2 separate regions of the Mus musculus genome follow, and region 2 is linked to region 1. Evidence: chromatin contacts called from ENCODE Hi-C or POLR2A ChIA-PET data. All regions are on one chromosome and are shown on one strand. The core of a region is the stretch at or near the end of the contact, and the rest is flanking DNA. Distances in the headings are between cores, read along the strand shown.

Evidence for each region. A loop is a pair of places that touch in the nucleus more often than their neighbours do. ChIA-PET counts read pairs that join two places held with the same protein, here RNA polymerase II (POLR2A).
Region 2: a map of T-helper 2 cell shows a loop between it and region 1 (2.5-fold over the local background). The contact joins the promoter of Shmt2 here to the promoter of Arhgef25 in region 1. A Hi-C loop is called at or near these places in 1 of 37 maps with a recorded cell type or tissue (T-helper 2 cell). POLR2A ChIA-PET finds 5 or more read pairs at or near these places in 1 of 5 experiments (embryonic stem cell).

The regions. Positions count from the first base shown.
Region 1 is chr10:127,185,749-127,193,656 of GRCm38, reverse strand. Arhgef25 (Rho guanine nucleotide exchange factor (GEF) 25) reads left to right here and starts at 4,885. Exons shown (of 15, transcript NM_001358557.1): 1 at 4,885-5,406; 2 at 6,335-6,549; 3 at 6,683-6,778; 4 at 7,498-7,574; 5 at 7,731-7,797. The coding sequence starts at 5,310. It overlaps Dtx3 (deltex 3, E3 ubiquitin ligase), which reads left to right. Exons shown (of 6, transcript NM_030714.2): 4 at 300-1,048; 5 at 2,104-2,321; 6 at 2,618-3,279. The coding sequence ends at 2,693.
Region 2 is chr10:127,519,458-127,527,365 of GRCm38, reverse strand. Shmt2 (serine hydroxymethyltransferase 2 (mitochondrial)) reads left to right here and starts at 4,922. Exons shown (of 12, transcript NM_028230.4): 1 at 4,922-5,078; 2 at 6,251-6,448; 3 at 6,949-7,028; 4 at 7,195-7,395; 5 at 7,655-7,736; 6 at 7,855-7,908. The coding sequence starts at 5,046. Nxph4 (neurexophilin 4) reads left to right here. Exons shown (of 2, transcript NM_183297.2): 2 at 403-1,893. The coding sequence ends at 1,260.

The DNA.
Region 1 (7,908 bases), core at 3,636-6,135:
TTTTTTTCCATCTTGGGGAGAAGGGGCAGGTTGTTGTGCTCAGGGGAGAAATGAAAGAAGCAAGCAGGGCTGGTGCTTGGCTTAGATAACGATGAAATATGGAAACCTGTGCCCAGAGGGTGCTGGGCTATGGGACAGAAGTGGAGATAGAAAACCAACCGGTTTGTGGGCAGTGTTGGGGGTTGGCTTTGAGGGAAACAGAGGTAACACAGGGGGTTCAGAAGGAGCCTGAAGTAAGAGGCACATTTATCTGTCAAATGGGGACTCCCCACTCTGAGTCCCTTTCACCCTGGGGGCAGTGTCGTTCGTCCTGTCCAGAATGGCAGCCTGTGGAGGCTCCTGCAAGAACAAAGTGACTGTCTCCAAGCCTGTGTGGGACTTCCTGAGCAAGGAGACCCCAGCCCGGCTGGCCCGGCTTCGGGAGGAGCATCGGGTGTCCATCCTCATAGATGGCGAGACTTCTGACATCTACGTGCTCCAGCTGTCCCCACAGGGTCCTCCCCCAGCCCCTCCCAATGGGCTCTACCTGGCCAGGAAGGCTCTCAAGGGGCTACTGAAAGAGGCAGAGAAAGAGCTAAAGAAAGCCCAGAGGCAGGGGGAGCTCATGGGCTGCCTGGCTTTGGGGGGTGGAGGGGAACACCCCGAGCTGCACCGCCCAGGCCCTCCTCCCCTCCGAGCAGCCCCACTCCTGCCCCCAGGGGCAAGAGGGCTACCCCCTCCTCCTCCTCCCCTGCCCCCTCCACTCCCTCCTCGTCTCAGAGAGGACGCTGAAGAGCAGGAAACCACCTGCCCCATTTGCCTGGGGGAGATACAGAATGCCAAGACGCTGGAGAAGTGCAGGCACTCCTTCTGTGAGGGCTGCATCACACGGGCCCTGCAGGTGAAAAAGGCCTGCCCCATGTGCGGCCGATTCTACGGGCAGCTTGTGGGCAACCAGCCCCAGAACGGACGGATGCTGGTCTCCAAGGATGCCACCCTCCTGCTGCCCAGCTACGAGAAGTATGGCACCATTGTCATCCAATATGTCTTCCCGCCTGGCGTCCAGGGGGTAAGAGATCACAGTTCCTACCCGTTGGCTTCCTCCAAGTTCACTGTCTCTTGACTTAAGAAAAAAAGGCAATGTAGAGAGTATGTTGTTAGACATGTTAGACTCTTGCTGTCTCCCAGCATGCCTTAGGACTTATGTTCTGGAGCTGTTGGGGAGGGGCCATCTCCTTGAGGCCCCACTGTTTTATTGGCATGACCCACAGGCAGATGTAAAACTCAGGTGTGGCCAGGCAGTGGTGGTGGTGCACACCTTTAATCCCAGCACTTGAGAGGAAGAAGCAGGTGGATTTCTGAGTTCGAGGCCAGCCTGGTCTACAGAGTGAGTTCCAGAACAGCCAGTGATACACAGAGAAACCCTGTCTCAAAAAACCAAAAAAAAAAAAAAAAAAAAAAAAAAAAAAAAAAAAAAAAAAAAACCAAAAAACAAAAAAAAACAACAAAAAAAAAAACCTGAAACCAGTCATGAGAGAAAGGGTTGCCCACTAGTACCCTGACTTGAGTGGATGTGTCAGACTCTTTGTGGAGGCAAAGCCCAGGTGAAGGAAGGAAGGCACAGCACAACAGGAAGGGAACCTGGCTGCGCTAACCACTGGGAGTGCTGCTCTGTTGCAAACTATATGACAATAAGAGCTGAAGGCAGATGTCTTCCGGCTGGACAAAGAGTCATGTCCAGTTGATTCACAGGAACAGAGAAACCCTGAAGAAGAAGAAATTGGAGACAAGAGGCAGAGGCAGTAGTATTTTAGGAAAAGGAGGGAATGGGAAAAGATACAATCTTTCTTAGTTGTTGCAGCTGTGCTGACTTATCTGGAAAGTAACTGCCATCACTTCTGAACGTCCATTTGTCCCTGACTTGAGATGTGAGGGATTAAAGATAAGGATTGAGTCTAGAAACAGCCTCTTCCTGCCCAGGCTCCAAAGTCATCCGGTCCCTGGAAGTCTCTCTGTCAGTCTGCTGGGAATGCACGGACAAAAGGCAGGGCAGACTGACAGACCCCTCGCTGGTGTCCAGGCCCTTGAGACAGCCAGCTGCTCTCTGCCTCCTCTTCCTCTCAGGCTGAACACCCCAACCCAGGAGTTCGGTACCCTGGTACCACACGGGTGGCCTACCTCCCGGACTGCCCCGAGGGCAACAAGGTGCTGACCCTGTTCCGAAAGGCATTTGACCAGCGCCTCACCTTCACCATCGGCACGTCCATGACTACAGGGAGACCCAATGTCATCACTTGGAACGACATCCACCACAAGACCAGCTGCACAGGGGGACCCCAGCTGTGCGACTCCTCCTCATCTCCCTCTCCATGGCGTCTCCCTTTCACCATTTCTAATTTGGGGGAGCCATCCACCCTCTCAGTCTGTTTTCATCCTGGTCCTGACGCGTTCAGCTTAACACCTCCCCTCCCCACCCAAAAAGCATATTCTGGCTGGGTTATCTTGGTTTTGGAGGTCCCTCCTCATGGGAAGTGGGAGGGGTCTGAATTTGGCCCCAACTGAGCCACTCAAAATGAGGGTGGGTAAGGACGATCAAGTCCAAACGACTAACTCTGATCCTCATTTCTCTTTGCCCCAGGTTTGGGTATCCGGACCCAACCTACCTGACTAGGGTGCAAGAGGAACTGAGAGCCAAGGGTATCACAGACGACTGAGGGACAGCTCCTTTGCCAAGGCCCCCCGCTGTCCTCTACTAGGATCCAACGGAAGCCTCTGCTCCCCCCGCCTCTCTCTGCCCCCACACCATCCTTGAGGGGATATGTCTGACTGGGGTGGGAACTCAGAGGGGAAGAGGACATGGTCCCTTCCCCTGCCCCCCCACTGGCCAAGTGCTCCAGCAGAGGCTGTTTTCCAAGGCTCCCGTCCCCTCACTCCGTGTACATATTTTCTCTGCCCCTGCTTCTCCAGTGTCCTTGGCTTTTCCTGGTATGTACCGTGCTCCAGTGACTAAGCTGAGAAAGGACCTGGGTAGGAAGGATGGGGTCTCTGGAACTCCAGCCCCTGAATACTGTCTCACCTTGGACTGATATTAGCTGCCTCCCCCAGCCAGCTGTGTGTTAAGATAACAGTAGTCCTACCTTAACGGACCCTTTCTCTCCCGTGTCTGTCTTTGTCAGTCTGTCTCTCGCTCTTCTCTGCCCCTATAAGGAGCCTCCTCACCGCCCCCCCCCCCCAAATCTGGAATTGCTGCCAGACTGTAGCTTTTAATTTAATAAAAATAAAGTGAAATATGCAACTCTATGCCACACCCGTCTTCTGTTCCTCGGACAGGGTGGGGGTGGGGTGTGGACCCGCTGAGGAGATGGGGTAATGGGGATTCCTTGCATGCCTGAATGGACCCTTTCTCTTCCTAGGAGTCACTCTCCTCTGGCAGAGCTAACGCTGGGCGTTGCAATAACCCTGCAAAGCCCTAGGCCACACTTGGATTGATGGAATCAGGATTAAGAGGGGTTTGTTTGTGGTTCAGCTACGTTTGTGGAGAAGGGAACAACCCTACCCCTTTTGAGAAGTTTGGCTGCGGTGGGAGCCGGGGCGGAGCCGGGCAGGGGGGCGGATTCGGCAGTAGCAACTCCCCGGACGCACGCAGGCCTCAGAGCCCCCCAGCTTCCGTGGCCCCTCGGCCCTGAAACTTGAAGCAGGGTAGGGGTCCAGCATGAAGCCCCCGGACCGCCCCACCCCTGGCCGCACTGACCGGATACTGGGGGTCATGGGTGGCATGCTGCGCGCATGCGCCGTACCCGGGCAGGAGGGGGTAAGGAGGAGGGACCGCGGGTGGGGTCGGGGGGGTCTTTAGAGGACTTTAGGAGAATTGCACTCCACGACTCAGTTTCCCCGCAAACAAAAGTTATATGGAGCAGTCGCAAGGATCCATAAATTCAGTTACGAGGGCCATATGCCAAGTTCTGGTTGACGCTTTCAGAGTAATGTGTATTTTGACAGGAGGGAGAGAAGAAGGGGGAGGTCGTGGCAGCCTAGGAAAGGGTCCTTACAGTGACTCTGTCTCGGCAGCCCCCGGAGAGAGATCCCTTAGGGCCTGGGAGTACCAAGACAGAGAGTGATTGTATCGAGGAGGATCAGACAGGGCAGCGCGAACCTGAGGTCCTCGCCTGGGCTCCGCAGCCCGGTAAGAAGCTGGGCTTGGGTGGGGCACAATTTGCCATCCTGCGCAAAGTGGTGACTTCAGATAGATTCTGTTCATATTAGCATAAAGGCTTGCGCCTAATTTGCATGGGACCATTAAATCGCAGACACCACGCTTCTCTTCTAGCCCGATGTGTGTCCTCACTTCGGCGGGTCCCGAGCCCCCGAAGGCGGAGTGGAGTGTCCCCGCGCCCCACCCCTGGCCCTGGGCCAGCCCAGGCGCCCGGACTTCGCCTTAATTGGTGATTAGTTTTAGCTGGAGTTCTGGGGCCTGGAGGAAAGATGGGTCGGGGGAGAGGGCGGCACCTGGGCTGTGTTCCCTACAAAGTGTTCCCCAGGCACACAAGCCCTACTCGGGGCATGGGGGTGAGGGGTGGCGGGGGAGACAGCCAGAACCTCAGAACCATTCACACACAACAAGGCCCCATCCTGCGAATTCTTCATCTTAGAGTCCAAGGGGCGAGCAAGGCAGACCCACCTCCAGCCTTCACGCCCACCCAACCCAGAGCCCCGCAGTTGCAGCTGGGATGCTAGAGGGAGCCCAGGCCTGGGAGGAGGGGCGGAGGTCTGGGGACCCGGACTGCAAGCGTGGAGGTGCCTGGGGGAGGGGGCTGGGGAAGCGCGGAGGGGCGGAGCCTGGCCGCAGAGGCCCCGCCCCACGGCAGCACCGTGGCCCGGCCTGTTATTCCGCTCGCCGCTCGGCCCGGACCCGCGCGGCTCCAGTGGCTCTGGGAATCGGCCCCCGCACCTCCCTGCCCGGGCCTAGAGCCACCCCTAAGCCGAGGCCGGAGACGGAGCTGGAGCGGCTGTCGCATCCCGGCCGGGCCTCCCCCATCACCCCTTCCTCTGGCTGGACATCTGGACCCTGGGCCCCGCACCGCCGGGGTTCCGGAAACCCTCCCCGCCCAACTCCGCGGCCCAGCCCCGCACGGCCCTCCCTCCAGACTCCCCTGCCTCGACTTCCGTCTACTCCTGGACCCCCGCCTCCCATCCTTTTTCTCCCCCCCTCTCCAAGCCTGGACCCCGGAGGGAGGGAGGGGGGTGTGCGCCCTGCGCCCGCCCCGCCCCGCCCCCCGTGATTCCCCCTGCATGGCCGGCCCGGGTGGGGGGTGCGGGGGGCCCCGGGCGCCATGCGGGGGGGTCACAAAGGGGGTCGCTGTGCCTGTCCCCGTGTGATTCGAAAAGTGCTGGCAAAATGCGGCTGCTGCTTCTCCCGGGGGGGACGTGGTGAGTGCGAGGTCTGAGGGGGCCAGCATTGAGCTTGAGCTGGGGTTAGGGCATCTGCTTACTCTAGCCCTAGGGCTTTAGGGCTGGAGCATGTACGGGTGTTTTCCAGAAAAAAAATGATTTAACAGAGAATATCTAAGGTCCTTTTCCACTTCTAGATTCCTGCTGATTCAAGTTGAGGAAGTTGAGGAAGGGTCAGAGGACCCATTTCTTTCCTTTAGTCAGCTAGCCAGGAGGGAAAATTCTCTGGTGATCGCCTGATGCCCAGAACCTTGTGTCTCAGATCACACTGGCTGAATATCTTCCGAAAAGGGAGCAGAGGAATGGTGGGCTGGGGGTGGGGCGAGGGGTATCTACCTACCTGTAAAGGGTTTTATAAGAACTCACATTGCAGCTCTTCCCAATTGCTGGCCAAAGATAGCCCCGCTGAGCTGTCCTCACTGCCCCCTGGGTTGGGTATGTGCATGCGCTGGAGAGGGGGGCTGTCCAAAACAATATATATAGTAATTACTGGAGTGGGAGGAGAGGGGCTGGAGGTGGCAGACAGCCTCGTTCTTTTGTTCTCACCCCTCTCCGGGAGAATGGTCTGTACCTATTGCAAGGGGGAGTGTTGTAGGGAAGCAGATGGCTACCCCCAGTTTCCAGTGTCTGCCCAGATGGCTGCCCCCACCCGCATATCTGTGCTATGCTCAGGATATGGGGAACCTTCACATGGAACTGGAGGAGCACGGGCCTGGGAGCTTACTGTCCCTCCTCCCCAGAGTGCCTTTGCAAAGATTTCTATCCTGGCCAACCCAAAGGAGGGTGGCAAATGAGGGGACCCTGGGAGACGGGCTGAACATCATGGAGAGGACAACATGGGGGTTCCCCTAGGACTCCCGAGGTGGGGGGCAGAGTCCATCCACTCATGTCGTTTTCCTCCCATCAGAATCCTATTCTATTGCCGTCAGTGAGGGGAGCATGTCAGCGTCTGCTGTCTCGGGGCTGGCTGCCCTGTCTGGCCCCAGCTCTGGCCTCAGCTCTGATCCGTGTTCTCCGATTCCCCCTGGACCAGTAACTGGCCTGAGGAGATGGTTGGATCATTCCAAACATTGTCTCAGTGTGGAAACTGAGGCAGAGAGTGGTCAGACCGGACAATGTGAGGTGAGCAGGGAGTCCCACAGAAGAAGGACCCTGGGAAAGAGTGCAGGTTGGGGTCACTGGCCCTTGGGGAACCCATCTACTGTTGACCACCTCAGTCACTGGCTCTGTCTGCCCTTGATCTCTCTCTGTCCAGAACTGGACGCTGGAGCCAACTTTAACCACAGGACAAGAGCTGCCCGAACTGACCTTACTGACTACATTGCTGGAGGGTCCTGGAGACAAGGCACAGGTGAAGAAATAGAACTGGGCGTGTGACAGGCACCTGTTTAGGCCAGCCTCAGCTACAGATCAAGTCCCATGCTCTCTTGTGCTGTATGAAATCACGTTTCAAAATCAATCAGTGAGGGACCAGAGGCATGGCTCAGTGGCTAAGGATACTGCCCACTCTTCCAGAGGGCCCAACCTCAGTTCTTAGCATCCATGTCACATGATTCACAACTACCAGTATCTCCAGCTCTAAACCACCAGCACCCTCTTCTGGTCTCTGTGGGTATCTACACATGGCCCCCCATAATGTAAAAATGGTAATAATCATCATAATCATAATAATAAATTTCAATCCCAGCACTCCAGAGGCAGAGGCAGGAGGATGTCTGTAGGTTCAAGGTCAGCAAGTTCCAGGACAGCCAGAACTACATAGACTCTATCTATGTAGATGATGTACCTATGTAGACCCTACAAACAAGTCCTTTTTTTTTTAATTTTTTATTTTGTTTCGAGACAGGGTTTCTCTGTGTAGCCCTGGCTGTTCTGGAACTCACTCTGTAGACCAGGCTGGCCTCGAACTCAGAAATCCACCTGCTCTCTGCCTCCCAAGTGCTGGGATTAAAGGCCTGCCCCACCACAACCCGGCTACAAACAGGTCTTAAAACCATCAAAAGAATAGATCTGAGAAGGTTCTTAGTGAAAGGTATTCAATCCTCTGTTTGTCCACTTCCTACCTTCCAGCCAGCTGAAGAGGAAACTTTGTCCCAAGCTCCCAAGAATGAGGAAGAGCAGAAGAAGATGGCTCTGGAAAGGAGTATGTAAGTTCACAGGGCACTTCGGTTGAACTTCCCCAAGATCCCTCACATTTTACTGCCCTCTGAGAGGGCTGTGGTGATGTTCTTTTAGTGCAAGAAGAACAGGCTAAACTAAGGATGTAGCCACACTCTAAAGTGAAGGCATGCTGTGCTCTCTAGGTTTGTCCTGGGTGAGCTGGTGGAAACAGAAAGAACATATGTGGACGACTTGGGACAGATCGTAGAGGTAGTTCTCGCTTCTCCTCCCGAGCCGTGGCCCACTGACCCTTTCCCTCTGCCTGGGGATATTTTTCAGATAGGTCGCTCCCTCTGGTCACTTTACAGATTCCCTCTACTT
Region 2 (7,908 bases), core at 3,673-6,172, 330 kb before region 1:
GTCTGTTCAGTTGGTTCTTAGAGGCCCCTCCGGGAAAGATAAAGTATAGAGCTCTTCCTATCTCTTTACCACCGATGCCGGGTGTTAGGGATTTACAAGGGTCTCAGTTGGTTGTCAGGCCCACCACTGAGACCATTACAGGCCGGACTATCCAGAAAGGGACTCTACCTTTCCCCACCCACACCAAAGCTAGCTTTGTCTTGGCGCCCACCCTGAAGCTCTGTGACAACCCTGGGTCCATCAGGTCACTTCCCAGGTACAGAAGCTACGGTCTGGATACACGAAGTGACTTGACCAAGATCACAGAGCTTGAAAGGGCTTCAGTGTCTGACCCCAGAACACATTCCTGAGCCACCGCTGTGGGTTGCCCAGCCAGCGTCTCTCTTCTTTCTTCCTACACAGGCTGTCTGTGGCCAGATCGTGGAGTCCGGGAGGCCCCAGTACCTAGACTTGCGTCCCGCCATGGCCGGAGGGGGCGCCCGCGGCCAGCAGCTCCCAGCGCCCGCATCTTCCGAGGGCCTGGGCATGGCGCGCTCCTGGAGCTGGGCTTGGCCGGCTAACCACACCGGGGCGCTGGCCAAGCCAGGGACAGCCGGTGGCCCGTCCGTGCCGCGCACCAAGAGGAAGCCATCCATTAAAGCGGCCCGAGCCAAGAAGATTTTCGGCTGGGGGGACTTTTACTTTCGTGTGCATACCCTCAAGTTCTCGCTGTTGGTGACCGGCAAGATCGTGGACCATGTGAACGGTACCTTCAGTGTGTACTTCCGTCACAATTCGTCCAGCCTGGGTAACCTAAGCGTCAGTATCGTGCCGCCCTCCAAGCGTGTGGAGTTCGGGGGCGTCTGGTTGCCTGGGCCTGCCTCCCACCCTCTACAGTCCACGCTGGCACTTGAAGGGGTGCTTCCTGGATTGGGGCCCCCTCTGGGGATGGCGGGGCAGGGGCTGGGGAGCAACCTTGGGGGCGCACTTGCCGGCCCACTCGGAAGCGCGCTAGGAGTTCCTGGGGCCAAAGAGTCGCGCGCTTTTAATTGCCACGTGGAATATGAGAAGACAAACCGCGCTCGCAAGCACCGCCCGTGCCTGTACGACCCGTCGCAGGTGTGCTTCACCGAGCACACGCAGAGCCAGGCCGCCTGGCTCTGCGCCAAGCCCTTCAAAGTCATCTGTATCTTCGTCTCCTTCCTCAGTTTTGACTACAAACTGGTGCAGAAGGTGTGCCCAGACTATAACTTCCAGAGTGAGCACCCCTACTTTGGATAACGCCCCTGTCCTGGGCCCCGAGCTTCCCACCAGATCGCAGTCTCACTAGGTGGGACCCCTCCCTGTATACCCCGTGCTCCTGTGACTGCCCCCACTTCTTCCACTATGGTGGAGAAAAACAGCCTTCCCCGGGACTATCAGCCAGTGTGGCCCTCTATTTCCTTGTGGTACCGAGTGTCCCTGAGGCTGGGGTGGTCTTTTTCAAACGGTAAATTGCAGGGGCAAGAGCATAGCCCCACGATAGGTGGGGCTTGAGGTCTTCTTAGGGTTCCCTACGAATGCGTATTGCCCACGCCGCAGTATTAATGGCTCCTGGCCTGGCACTCTTTCCCCAAGCCCTGGTCCTCCCCTCCCCTAAGACTGTAAATGTCTAAAAGCGCCCAGCCCATCCAATCCTCTCCCGTTCTGCGTGCCCCATGTCAGTCCTGCCTTCTTCCTAACCTTGCTAAAGCAAAAGTCCTGATCAGGGGGCTCTGCCTGGCCCTTGTGCTCTGCCCACCCCTTCCCTCCCCCGCCCTCAGTCCGGCTACACCTGCCCTCTCTGGCTGCTTCCTCTCGGTGTTTTTTGTTTTTTGTTTTGTTTTTTTTTCAACGCCAAAACAGACGGGGAGGGAACAAAATAAAGCGAAATCCAATACTCGCCTGTGTTAAGACCTTTGTAGGAAAGCGGGGCGGGCAGGTGTGGATTTTTGTCTGGCAGAAGCTAGCCTGGACACCTCACCTTGCCGCCCATTGGGGAAACCGAGTCAAAGACTAGCAGACGCAGCACCCTGGGCTTCATTTCAGACCTGATCAAGGAGTGAGCAACCAATGGGTTAGAGTCTGCCCAGGTGGGGATTAGCTAAAGTGGGAAGACGCTAGTGAAGGCAGATTGAATGGGGATTAGACCTGAGGTGGGACTTCCGGCAGTCTGTTTGGGGGAGTTAGGGGAAAGGAGGTTTAAGACCTTGAGTGGGGTGGAGAAGCGGGGACAGCGTAGGCAGAGCGCTGACAACCTGGTAAGCTCCACCGGGGTGGAGGGAAGGGGAAGGTTGGGAGGGAAGGGGAACGGTGTTTGCAGCATCTGGAGTCATCGATCTTCTTTTTCCTTCCTAATTTCGTGGGCGCTGAGTTTGCAGACGGATGCGGGAGGGAGCATTGGGACGAGGTAATGGGGGAAGGGACCAACGCAGGTTTGGAGGGCGGGGCGGAGTCCCTGCTGGTAGCCGCTAGCTAGCGAACAGCCCCCTTCAGCCAGCTGCCCACCCTTTCCACCCCCGCCTTCAGCTCCCTCCTGCAGCCTTGGCTGCTAATTTTATCCGCCCCCAACCCTGGCCCGGGCGTTAATTGGCTGCGGCTTCATTAGTAGTTCTCAGCTCAGCAGCCCCCCTCCCCTTGGGACCCCCTGACTGGGGCTTGGGGGGTGCAGACAAGCTGAGGCACAGAGAGTCTCTTCCTCTTAAGCCTGACTTCATTGGAGTCCCTGGTAAAGGTGCCCACGGGGAAAAGAAGAGGGCAGTGTCCTCCACAGGATTGCCTACAGCTCATTCAGACTCTGGGTAAGAGATGGATCTGACCCCACCCGGTCACAAACATCTGGAGTTGGGGATGTAGCTCTTGCATGCACAAGGCCCTAGGTTCAATAATCAAACACATGTGGGAAGGATAAGGAGCCAGTGGTGTGAGAGAAGGAAGATGGGAGGAAGAACCCAGTGATTGCCTCATTCAGGGCCTGTTGAGAGAAGCCAGGCTGTCATGAGAAATACATTAGCATCAAGAGACATTCAGGCCTTCTGTGAGATCCAGGTAGAAATGCTTAAAGTGGCTGAAATCAGTGGACTTGGGCCTCAGTCTCCTCACTTGCAACTCCTCAATAAAACAGCTGGAGATATGATGGCTCAGCGGTTAAGAGCACTGACTGCTCTTCCAAAGGTCCTGAGTTCAATTCCCAGCAGCCACATGGTGGCTCACAACCATCTGTAATGAGATCTGATGCCCTTTTCTAGTGTGCCTGGAGACAGCAAGATTGTACTCTTATACATAAAAGAAGTAAATAAGTCTTTTAAACAAACAAAACACTCAGCATACATACATAAGCCCCTAGATTCTATCTCTAGCACTGAAAAGGAAACAGAACAAAGACCTCACAGTGAGCACAGTGGTGGCACACCCCTTCAGTCCCAGCACTGGGGAGGCAGAGGCAGGCAGAGCTCTGTGAGTTTGAGCCAGCCTGGTCTACACAGAGAGTTCCAAGACAGCTAGTGATATACAGTGGAACCCTGTCTCCAAAAACCAAAAAACAACTCCACCCCACCTCCCCCCAAAAAAACTGAACCCAAAAACCACCACCAAAACCTGACTCACAGGGCTATGTCTCTGTCTCTGTCTCCCTCCTTCCCTCCATCCATCCCTCCCCCCTCCCTTCCCCCCTTCCCCCCCTCCCTCCCTCCCTCCCTCCCTCCCTCCCTCCCTCCCTCCCTCTTATCTGGGTATAAGAGAACAAAGTGAAGTGTTTCGTGTTGTCTGGGTCACTATTAGTGAGCCCCTTGTGTCTCCAGGGCTAAGGCATGGCTAAATGTCTACTGAATGAGTAAAGGTATAAAATGGCTATCAGAGGCCAATGGTTCTCAAAACCACTGCTTCCTGGAATCCCCAAGAGGTTTGGTTGTGTGTCTCTGAGCAGAGGCCTTAAGAAGATGTCCTCAAGCGGTGGTGGCGCACGCCTTTAATCCCAGCACTCAGGAGGCAGAGGCCAGCAGATTTCTGAGTCCGAGGCCAGCCTAGTCTACAGAGTGAGTTCCAGGATAGCCAGGGCTACACAGAGAAACCCTGTCTCAAAAAACAAAAACAAAAAACAAAAACAAAAACAAAAAAACAAAACACAAAACAAAACAACCCCCCCCCCAAAAAAAACAAAAACAAAAAAAGAAGTGGGCGACTGCTGGGGAGTAAGGGAGATGTAAATAAGAAACGAATGCAAACCGTGTGAGAAGAGGAGGGATGGCTACTCTGCTCTCACCTGACAGCTGGATAGACACAGAGGAGGCAGGCTGTGAGTCAGGGGAAGAGGACAACCCACCGGAGCCAGCGTCCGAATGCGAAGTTTCATTTAATCCCTTCTACAAGCTCTTTGTGTTGGAGTGGGCAAAGTGTGACAGGCTCATCTGAGGTCCACTGTCCTCTAACTTCACATGTAGCTGAGGCTACTAGCCTTGACCTTTCAATCTCTCTGTCTCCACTTCCCTAGTACTGGAATGACAATGTCATGGTTTAACATTGGAAGAAACGGAGGACTTTGTGTTGTAATCCTAAAGCAAGGATTTGAGTCTTTTACCCTTTCAAACTATATCTGCTTTCACTGTGTGTATTTATCTTCTAAATATGTTTTAAATCTCCCTGAGAACCATATGCTAGATATGCTTGGTAGGCATAAACCACACGAAAATAAACAAACAAACAAACAAACCAAAAAGCGCTTGCCTGGAAAACCGGAAGGAAAAACAAAACAGAAACTCTGAAGAGCTTCAAGAAAGGACATGGAGGAGCTTTAAGTCTAAGAACTTTTCAGGCAAAGCTCTCCATACCGGGACTTGTATAGATGGGAAAGAGCAAAGTAAAAAACTACAATTCCCAGAAGGCAATTTTTTAAAAAAACCCAGTACTGCGCATGCGCAGGGAACGCCTCTTTCACTCGAACTTCACGGGGGCAATTTTCTCGCGCACGCGTTCTAAGAGCAGCTGGTTTTCGACCCCGGTACTACACCGATACAGAGTTAGTGGCTAGTCCTCCTGTGCCTCCTGTAGCGATGGTATCCTTCTCTTTGCTTCGGACCACTCGGGTAAGAACAGGGTTCTGTTTACTGGATGATCAGTGGAAAGGCCCACCCAAAGTGGGGTTCTCCTGGCTCCTTGCTGCACGTGTTCTGGGGCCTCGGGGAACAGATGCTTAACCAGGAAATCCCTGAGACAGCACATGTGCGGTGGCTGGGCCCCTAGTTCTGGCGATCAGACGACCTAGGTAGGGTCTTGTAGTCACCCAGTTGACACGACTCTTAAGGTAAAGGTCCGCAGACGCTGTGTTAACAATATCCTAGCAAACAAGTGGGGTTCCCGGCTTCGATGCGCTAGTTGAATTTTTCCCGCCAGCTCTGAGCTATGGAGATGATGCAACCGAGCCTCAGTACTTTCATCACGCAAGGGTCCTGCTGCTGTGTGGGCAGGAAGGAGGTAGCGAGGTGCTGTGTGTGTGTGTCTGTGAGTGTGAGATAAAATTAAGATTTTGGGCAAACACCTTCAGCCTACCCCAACTCCCGCCAGTACACAACTCTTTCCAAGAACTGCTTAAAAGTCTATCCTCCTACTTTTTAAAGGTTGCTCTGGAAACCACCCTTTAAAAGCCTCTGGTGTTAAGCCCTGTTAGCTTGGTATCTTCTCTCATGGAGGTATTCATGTCCGGAGGCCCTGCAGGAAGTCCACCTCTTATGTTTATGAATATTTTAACTGCACTGTGTGTGCACTGCGTGCATGCCTGGGTACCCACAGAGGTCAGAGGAGGGCATCAGATCTCTTGGAACTGGAGTTACAGATGGTTGTTAGCTGTTTTGTGGGTGCTGGAAGATGAACCGCTGTCCCCCACAAGAGCAGCCAGGACCTTAGGATGGTCATTTTGTTCCTGTGTGTGGGGAGACTCTGGAATCGCAGTGTCTCTCACCTGAATTGGAGGGACATGGGCTTCTGGGGCACAAGCTTTGCTCTGTGACTTTGCAGAGTCACTCAGGGTGATTAGGGATGCGTTGTGTTAGAGTTGACCAAAACTGCCCTTTGGATAATGATCTGAACCTTTGACTCTAGAACTTGCTATTCAAGATGAAAGTGGGGGTAGAGAGCACTGACTGCTGGCCGGACCAGGCTGCGTACTTAGCCAGAGGGCTCGATCTGTACCCATGACTGAGGGCAGCTGGGAGAAGAGATCTGGACAATTTTTAATTAACCCTGGCCTTTCTGCCCTGAGCCTCTGCAGAGATGTGGTCAGCTGGTCTGCATGGCTGCCCGGGCCCAGCACAGCAAGGTGGCCCAGACGCAGGCTGGGGAAGCAGCTGGAGGTTGGACGGGCCAGGAGAGTTTATCAGACAGTGACCCTGAGATGTGGGAGCTTCTGCAGAGGGAGAAGGACAGACAGTGTCGCGGCCTGGAGCTCATCGCCTCAGAGGTAGGACGTGAGGATATGGGTCAAAGAGCGCGAGCTACGGTGCGCGCAGGGAACACCACGTCACCTGCGGTCACGGTAGTGACTTCTCCACGCCTCCCTGTCAGATTCAAAAGAGCTTTTTCCTGGGCCTTTTCCCTCTTCTCTATACTGTCCTCTGAAGCATAAGGCAGGACCAGTTTATGGGGCTTGAGCATTGGGAAGCTTCTAGAGCCATGTAGCGTCCTCATCTCTTCCTTAACCTCCTTCTCTCGTCAGAAGAAAGAGGAACCTGGAAGCACGGGTTGAGTGGACAGGCGGCCCTACTGGGGCCACCCGTCATGGCAGCCGAGTTTCTGAGAATGTTGCTTCTGGTCCCGCCCCATGTCTGGCGAGGAACACAGAGCCTTTGGCGTATCCCGTCTCACCCCTGCAGCCTGTGGGCTCTGGCAGGGGCGGGGCCGTGGGAATCCAGGGGAAGGGAGACCCCATTGCCTTCTGACACTGCCCCCCCACCACCCCAGAACTTCTGCAGCCGAGCTGCGCTGGAGGCCCTGGGGTCCTGTCTCAACAACAAGTACTCGGAGGGTTACCCTGGCAAGAGGTGAGGCTAGACCAGAGGGCTGGAGGGCAGCAGCAGGGATGGCAACCCCAGTGGCGGAACCTCCCTGAGCCCCGTTAGTTTTACTGAACAGCGGCTGCCCAGTCCTTTGCTGCTGGTCAAGGGTGCTCTCTCTGCGCCCTTACGTACGGTCCGTCTTCCACGGCAGATACTACGGAGGAGCGGAAGTGGTGGACGAGATCGAGCTGCTCTGCCAGCGCCGGGCCTTGGAAGCCTTTGACCTGGATCCGGCACAGTGGGGAGTCAATGTGCAGCCATACTCAGGGTCCCCAGCCAATCTGGCTGCCTATACGGCCCTTCTGCAGCCTCATGATCGAATCATGGGGTTGGACCTGCCCGATGGGGGCCAGTGAGTATGAGTGGGCGGAACGATGGGTTTGCCGGCAGCGAAGACAGGAGTTAGTGAGTGAATGAGTACCTGTCAGGTCCGGTGAAGATGGGCCACACTGTCCCATGTTACACTGAGCACCTAGCATGGGGTGGCCAGAGGGGAACGCGGGGGGGGGGGGGGGGGCGGTGAGGCGAGCTAGAACCAGTGTTCTGGGACAGGTCTGCTGGGTGGCTGGTTAAGTCAGGCTACATCACTCTGAGATCTCCCTTCTGTCTAGTCTCACCCATGGCTACATGTCTGATGTCAAGCGGATCTCCGCCACATCCATTTTCTTCGAGTCTATGCCCTATAAGCTCAATGTAAGTAGTGTTCCAGGGGCTGGGCACTTGGCCCCGATGGTCCGCTCTCCTCGGCCAGTGGGAGGGGCTTGAGCTGCCTCTAGCTCCGGGCCTTAGCTGGCTATCTGTCTGTGTCCAGCCCCAAACTGGCCTCATCGACTACGACCAGCTGGCGCTGACCGCTCGGCTTTTC